Linked DNA regions of Homo sapiens: region 2 is linked to region 1. Evidence: read pairs that join two places in POLR2A ChIA-PET (ENCODE). Cell type or tissue: Caco-2. All regions are shown on one strand. Region 1 overlaps CORO2A (coronin 2A). Region 2 overlaps NANS (N-acetylneuraminate synthase).

Region 1 (4,000 bases):
CCAGAGGCTGTAGGGAGGCTCTGAGGAAGAATGGATGCAGAGGGGCTGGTTTATTTATTACACAACACAATCGCATGGAGAGGCAGCAGCACAGTGGCTACTGACATGGTAGGGAACCTGCCTGCCGGGCTCAGACATCAGCCCTGCCACACACCAGCTGGGAGACATTGGGCCAGTTATCTACCTCTCTTGGCCTTGGGTTTTCTCATCCATAAAATGGGGATGATAACCATAAATGAGTTAATATCTGTCAAGCACTTAGAACCCAGCCTGGCACATGGTAAACTCAAAGTAAGTATTTGTTAAATAACTAAACTCAAAATAAGTAAATAATGGTAACCTTTATTGAGTACTCACTGTGAGCCAGGCACTGTCCTAAGCTATTTACCTGTATTCATGGATTGAAATGAACATTTAATAAAAATGAATATGGGCTTTGAGCAGGGCTTACAGATTAAACTAGAAGCACAAAGTGTTCATGGTCCTTTATTTTTCCTCAAAGCGGCAATATCAAAAGATCTAAACATTCGGCGGGGGGTGAGGGGTGTCACCTGTGCTGGGAGGCACCAAAACCCTCTGAACCGAATGAAAGCAGAGAAAGCCTTGTGCCCCTTATCAACCCATGAGTGTTGATTTAGAATCTAAAGCTCTAATTCTTCAGTTTTTAGCCAGACCCACTAATTCTCTCCCAAATCATATTACATCTAGGGGTAAGCACCAAATACAATACCCCAGAATTCTGCCCTTCTTTCCCCAGCACCCCACGTAAACAGTCTGATGGTTTTGGCTCGTACCAGTCTAGTGATGGGGAGCTCACCCCTGCTGGGGGAAGATGTGCTCAACCAGTGGACTTCCTCGCATCTACTGAACAGAAATCTACAATTTTCCCCACTGCCCTACCTGTTCCTGGAGCCCCGCCAGCCACATCCATTGTTTCTGCCCCTTGACAGCCTTCCAGAGATTGAAGACCTCTTAACTCAGGACCATGGGATGGCTCCACTGGGGGGTGGGGGTTTCTTGTGTGACTTGGTTTCCCATGTCCTCCCCATTTTGGTTGCCCATGTGCTCCAAGCTCTCCCCATCTTCCAGGTTATACTCGAACTCTGCAGATGGGGGCTGAGAACTCCTCAGCAGAGCAGGTCCCCAAAAGGATCCCAGATGTCACATCTCAGAACAAAAGCACTAGCCAGACCCCAAGAGATCGTGGGGTACAGAAAGAGGAAATGGAGTCAGCACGCCAAAGGCCACCCACACAGGGCAGAACCAGGAACAAGATCCAGGTCTCCAGCCTCCCAGTCCAAAAGAGTACGCTAAAACACAGAACAGAGTCCTGTCTTCCTGTACCTGGATACAGTACCAAACATTTTTGTTCCTTATCTGTGTTGCTCTAAGTAATAGTGGAAACTCGTTTGTGGAGGGACAAATTCCAAAGATGGTTAGGAAAGAAAGGCCTTATAATTGTGAGCTCAAGGGTCATTGGCCTTATCTAGGCTCTCCTGGACTCACACCTTTGAAAGGTGAACTGTGTTTCTCCAGAGAGTGCTTTAGGCTGGGAATGATGGCAGACCTTAGGTCTTTTCTGCTAGAAAGGCCGGCAGAGCATCAGCAGCCCCCACGATGTGAGGGGAAACCTGGAGCACATTCACTCCACCCACATTTTCCAAGTCCCCAGCTGGAGATAGCCCCTGTGCTGGGCTCTGTGGATGGAGGTATTCCCATGGGGTCTCTCCCCTTGGGAATGGGTAGAAAAATAGGGAAATCCCTACTGGAGCAACGCTTGATCACAAACGTGGTGGCGTGTTAGAGGTAGCAGGAGCAAGGAAAAGACCAGGAGGTTAGAGCAATGGGCTCCAAACTTTGTTTTTTTTTTTTTTTTTTTTTTTGAGACAGAGTCTGGCTCTGCTGGAGACCCAGGCTGGAGTGCAGTGGCACAATCTTGGCTCACCACAACCTCTGTGTCCCAGATTCAAGCGATTCTCCTGCTTCAGTCTCCAGAGAAACTGGGATTACAGGCATGTGCCACCACACCCGGCAAATTTTTTTGTATTTTTAATAGTGATGGGGTTTCACCATGTTGGCCTGGCTGGTCTCGAACTCCTGACCTCAGGTGATCTCCAAACTTTTTTGATCATTCACTCCTTCCACAAGAAAAAAAAAAAACAAACTGTGCTCACACCCCATTATCTTATATTATATACAAGTAATCATCATCAACCTCGCAAGACAAAACGTATACACAGAGTGAGATTCATCACTAACCAGAGTGACTGTAAATATCTATTTCAAAGTGTCCCCTAACATAAACAAACAAACAAACTTGAGCTGACAAACTTGTCAGACTTATTAGCTTGTCACTGTTTTTGTCCTGGGTCTTGTAGCTGATGAAGTGACTGCAATAGAAACCCCAGTGTTAATTCTCTCACTTTTTTTCTTTTTTAAATTTATTTTTATTAAAAACATTTTTTTAGAGACAGAGTCTCGCTCTGTCGCCTAGGCTGGAGTGCAGTGGTGCCATCATAGCTCATTGTAGCCTCCAACTCCTGGACTCAAGCAATCCTCCTGCCTCAGCCTCCTGAGTAGCTGGGACCACAGGCATGAGCCACCATGCCCGGCTAATTATTAAACTTTTCCTTGAGGCGGGGATTTGCTATGTTGCCCAGGCTTGTATCAAACTCCTAGCCTCAAGTGATCCTCTCGCCTTGGCCTCCCAAAGTACTGGGATTACAGGCCAGCACTCAACCTCTTCCATTCCCTTGTCTTCATGTACTAGCATTATTAGCATAGTAAGTAAGCACTGCTAACAAGTCACAATTTTTCAGTACGAATCTTTAAAAACCACGTGTCCATTCTGTAAGCGCTAGTTAGCTTAGAGTGGTGAATATAATTTGTAAATCCAATCTGGATTAATTAGTCTGGATTAACCTGGATTAATAAACCAGGTTAATTAATTGGGATAACTTGCCAAAAACAGACTAAAGAGTAAGGGAGTCCTCATTACCCTTTCTCAGAGTGTTTCCCCTTCTCTCTGGAGACTCCTGGACCACATGAGACAGGAGACTCCTGGACCACATGAGGCTGCCTGACACCCCAGCTGGCGAGTGTGTCTCCACCTGGCAAATGTGACTAAAGCTGAATTCTTTGTTCTATTTGTTTAGATATTTTTTCCTGCACCCCAATGTGCATCTTGCATAGATCACTTTGGAGGCAATTGGGATAGAAGATGAAGAGAGTCGGAGATAATTTTTAAGCTCAAAGGATGGCAGAAATGATCTAGTCTACCCTTCACTTTGCAGGTGAGGAAACAAGAACCTGAGAAGGGATGTGACTTGTCCAGGGTCACCTGGCTGGTCAGTGGCAGATCCTGGAGAGAATGCAAATCTCTAGGCCTTGATGCTACAAATGGCTGCTAAAAGTGGTCACAGTCTAGCTCTTTACCGGTCCTTTTACTTTACTGGTCCTTTTACTTTACTGTGCCTCTTGGTTGGGTTCACTCTGAAGCCTCAGTTTCCTCATCTGTAAAATGGAACGAATCAAACCAGCTCTTGGGCTGCTGTTTGAGTGCCGGTAAAGTCTCGCTGACATCTGCGGACTGGGAAGAAACCCTTCCCTAGGCTCTGGAAGGTCCTACTTGAGTGTCTGAGATCTGGGACCGCTAGAGCATGAGGATTCTGCCTCTGCCTACCAGCCACAGCAGTGACCCTGCAGGACGCGGAGACCCTGCTGCCCAGCATTGTGCTGGCCTGGGCCTGGCGTGTTGGTGGGCAGCTGTGGACATGGGTCCTGGGTCTCATGAAGCAATGACCTGCAATCCTGCTCCTATCTCTCATCCTCCCCATCTTCCAGGTCCTTCCTGCCTCCTCCAGGCTGTCCTCATCTCAGATCCCACCTCTCTAAAGCTGAGACCCCACTTGGGCTACTGGTAGATGGCAGCATCCTCTATTCCAAAACCTTCAATAGCTTCTCAGCTGGGGATTCAAAGCCAAGGTGTGGCCCAGGAGTA
Region 2 (4,000 bases), 110 kb before region 1:
AGTACAGTGGCGTGATCTCGGCTCGCTGCAACCCCCGCCTCCCAGGTTGAAGCGATTCTCCTGTCTCAGTCTCCCAAGTATGCATGCACCACCAGGCCTGGCTGATTTTTTTTGTATTTTTAGTGGAGACAGGGTTTCACCATGTTAGCCAGGCTGATCTCAAACTCCTGACCTCAGCCCATCCGCCCGCCCCAGCCTCCCAAAGGTCTGGGGATTACGGGTGTGAGCCACCATGCCCAGCCCAGTTTTATTTTTTGTTGTTGTTTGCTTGTTTTGAGACAGAGTCTCACTGTCTCCCAGGCTGGAGTGGAGTGGTGTGATCTCAGCTCACTGCAACCTCTGCCTCCCAGGTTCAAGTTATTCTCATGGCTCAGCCTCCTGAGTAGCTGGGATTACAGGCACCTGCCACCAGGCCCAGCTAAATTTTGTATTTTTAGTAGAGATGGGGTTTCACCATGTTGGCCAGGCTGGTCTCGAACTTTTGACCTCAGGTTATCCATCTGCCTCAGCCTCCCAAAGTGCTGGGATTACAGGTGTGAGCCACTGTGCCTGGCCTAGTTTTTTTTGTTTTTTGAGATGGGATCTTGTTTTGTCACCCATGCTGGAGTGCAACGATGCAATCATAGCTTACTGCAGTCTCAAACTCCTGGCCTCAAGTGATCCTCCTGTCTCAGCCTGCTGAGTAGCTGGGACTACAGGCATGTGCCAACACGCTTGGCTAATTAAAAAAAAAATTTATAGAGACAGGGTCTCACTGTGTTGCCCAGATTGATCTTGAACTCCTGGCCTCAAGTGATCCTCCCATCTAGGCCTCCCAAAGTGCTGGGATTACAGGTTTAAGCCACTGCACCCAGCCTGTTTTTTTGTGCTAATAAGTAGTGCTGAGATAGACATCTTTTCTCTGTTTGGGGTTGTTTCCTTAAGATGGCTTCTTAGAAATAGATTTTTAGGTAAAACCTTAGAACATTTTTATGGGTCTTGAAACACTTTTTCTTTTGGTCAACCAGGTTATTTGAAGCAGACTTCTGACTCTGTGCCACTTTTCCAGTTCTAAAACATGTGTGTCGACTGAGTTGAAAGAAGCACACATGCAGCTCAGGCCAGAGGTAATGGGTGGTTTAAAAAAGGAGGAAGGTGGAGAACCTAGGCCTCTAGAGAACTTGGCAGTTTCAGGCTACACTTCTGTAGACCAAATTCATTCCTTAATTCACAGCATTCGTACGCATGACATTCTTCAAATGCAGTTGTGTACTTAACAATCCTAATTCCCTATTTTTTTTTTTTAAAGACGGAGTCTTGGTCTGTTGCTCAAGCTGGAGTGCAATGGCACGATCTTGGCTCACTGCAACCTCCACCTCCCGGGTTCAAGTTATTCTCGTGCCTCAGCCTCCTGAGTAGCTGGGATTACAGGCGCCTGCCACCACACACGGCTAGTTTTTGTATATTTTTAGTAGAGATGGGGTTTCACCATGTTGACCAGGCTGGTCTTGAACTCCTGACCTTCAGTGATCCGCCTGCCTCGGCCTCCCAAAGTTCTGGGATTACAGGTGTAAGCCACCGCACCCGCCCTAATTCCCTACTTTTGAAGTACACATTATTGTTTATGAAGCATCTTCACATACAGTAATATATTTTATCCCTACAGTGCCCCATTTTACAGATGAAGAAATGGAGGACCAGAGGGGCCAGAAGTTTGTTCAGTATCACACAGTTAGGAAATGGGTCTTAAAGGTAGCAGATCTGATGCCTAGAGCAGTATGCTTTCCACAGTCCCTCAGCTGCTGCTGCCTGGCTGGCAGCCCAGGCTTCCCAGAGCGTAGACTCCCACTGTGAATGCCTGAAAGCTCAGGAGAGTCTCCGCATGCACCACGCTCGGTACCAGTTCAAGACTGAAGTTGGCTGGAGAGTCTCTGGGCCCAAGAGCTGCCTTGGGAGTGGGGACAGATTTTTTTTTTAAACCTACGTAAAAAGGTTAGTTAGATATATTGCTGATCTTCAGTTAATTACTGCCCTGCAACCTGGGGCAGGGGCCTCACTCTGCATCCAGTTTCAAATCTGAGACCTGGGTTTGCTCAAATTCAGTTCAAACTGGTGACATAGCAGCCTGCATTCAGAAAGGAATAGGTCTTGTAAGTATCAACAACAGAACCAAAGGGACATTATTGTGTTAATCCTTCTGGGCGTACTCACAGCCCAGGAGAGTTTCTGAGATTGTATGTGGTGTCCTCTAAATAAATAGGATTGTTTTTCAACAGAGAATTACAATGTTTAGCTTCTGGTGAAATAATATTATTCTTTTAAAGTGTTAGTCACTCCTGGTGCTTTTTTTTTTTTTTTTTTTTTGAAACAGAGTTTCGTTATTGTTGCCCAGGCTGGAGTGCAATCAATGGTGCAATCTCGGCTCACTGCGACTTCCGCCTCCTGGGTTCAAGCAATTCTCCTGCCTCAGCCTCCCAAGTAGATGGGATTACAGGCGTCCACCACCATGCCCAGCTAATTTTTTTTTTTTTTTTTTTTTTTTTTTGTATTTTTAGTAGAGACGGGGTTTCACCATGTTGGCCAGGCTGGTCTCGAACTCCTGACCTCAGGTGATCCACCCTTCTTGGCCTCCCAAAGTGTTAGGATTACAGGCGTAAGCCTCTGCATCCAGCTGCTTTTTTTTTTTTCCCCCTGGAGACAGAATGATAACGGTTTGGCTGTGTCTCCACCGAAATCTCAACTTGAATTTTATCTCCCAGAATTCCCACGTGTTGTGGGAGGGACCCAAAGGGAGGTAGTTGAATCATGGGGGCTGGTCTTTCCCGTGCTATTCTCATGATAGTGAATGAGTCTCATGAGATCTGATGGGTTTATCAGGGGTTTCTGCTTTTGCTTCTTCCTCATTTTCTCTTGCTGCTGCCATGTAAGAAGTGCCTTTTGCCCCCCACCATGATTCTGAGACCTGCCCAGCCATGTGAAACTGTAAGTCCAATTACAGCTTACAGCCTTCCCCAGAGTAATCACTTTGAGAAGCACTTTCATTTGGAGGACTAAGTCCTAACCTGGTTGTTAAAAATAATTAGGCTCAGTAGTTTTGTCATCCCTCCTCCTCCATAGTTGCTTCCCCAGGACACAGTTTTTCTAAAACTTGACCATACCTAGTGTTGAATCCATAGTAAGGAGAAATGTTATGTGTGCATTTCATTGCAGTGACAATTAAAAACAATAATAACCAATCAGAGTAATGAGAAGTATATGAAGGCGGTTTCCAAAGTGTGGTTCAGGAACCCCTGGGGGATTCATGAGCCCTTTCAGGAGGTCCACAAAGGCAAAGCTATTTCCATAATGATACTCAAATGTTATTTGTCCTTTCCATCATCATTCTCACAAGTATATAGTGGAGTTTTCCAGAGGCTAGGTGATGTGTGATGACATCATTCCTCTGGCAGCGGCTCACCTAATGGAAGGTGTGTTGTGTGTCTTTTTAAAGAACAGTTTTATTGACACACCATCCAATTCACCCAATCGAGGGTACAATTCAGTGGTGTTTAGTAATATTTACAGAGTTGTGCAACCATTAATACAATTACCGTTAGAACATTTTTTATCACCCCCAAAGGAAAAACTACCTATTAGCAGCACTCCTCAATTGCCCCAATTCTCCCAGGCCTAGGCAACCACTTACCGATTTTTTTTTTTTTTTGAGACAGAGTCTCGCTCTATTGCCCAGGCTGGAGTGCAGTGGTAGGATCTTGGCTCACTGCAACCTCCACCTCTCAGGTTCAAGCAATTCTCCTGCCTCAGCCTCCCGAGTAGCTGGGATTGCAGTCATGCACCACCCTGCCCAGCTAATTTTTGTATTTTTAGTGGAGACAGGGTTTCACCATGTTGACCAGGCTGATCTTGAACTTCTAACCTCAGGTGATCCACTTGCCTTGGCCTCCCAAAGTGCTGGGATTGTAGGTGTGAGCCACTGCGTCCAGCCTCAAATTTCTGTCTCTATAAATTTGCCTATTCTGGA

Evidence for each region. Peaks named below come from ENCODE experiments on the same cell type or tissue, not always from the same donor. Only the 100,000 strongest peaks of a DNase experiment are listed, where the experiment ranks them.
Region 2: POLR2A ChIA-PET joins it to region 1 with 6 read pairs; 4 of 35 experiments call an interaction of 5 or more read pairs at or near these places.

What each region holds. Positions count from the first base shown.
Region 1 is chr9:98,175,598-98,179,597 of GRCh38, forward strand. The region is part of intron 1 of CORO2A (coronin 2A); the gene reads right to left. Among named protein-coding and RNA genes, the nearest start is that of CORO2A, 15 kb to the right of the region's middle. In Caco-2, no CTCF peak of the experiment used is centred here; DNase peaks (open chromatin) are centred at 1,514 and 2,643.
Region 2 is chr9:98,062,987-98,066,986 of GRCh38, forward strand. All of the region lies in intron 2 of NANS (N-acetylneuraminate synthase), which reads left to right. It also overlaps a transcript of TRIM14 not described here. Among named protein-coding and RNA genes, the nearest start is that of NANS, 8.3 kb to the left of the region's middle. In Caco-2, no CTCF peak of the experiment used is centred here; no DNase peak of the experiment used is centred here.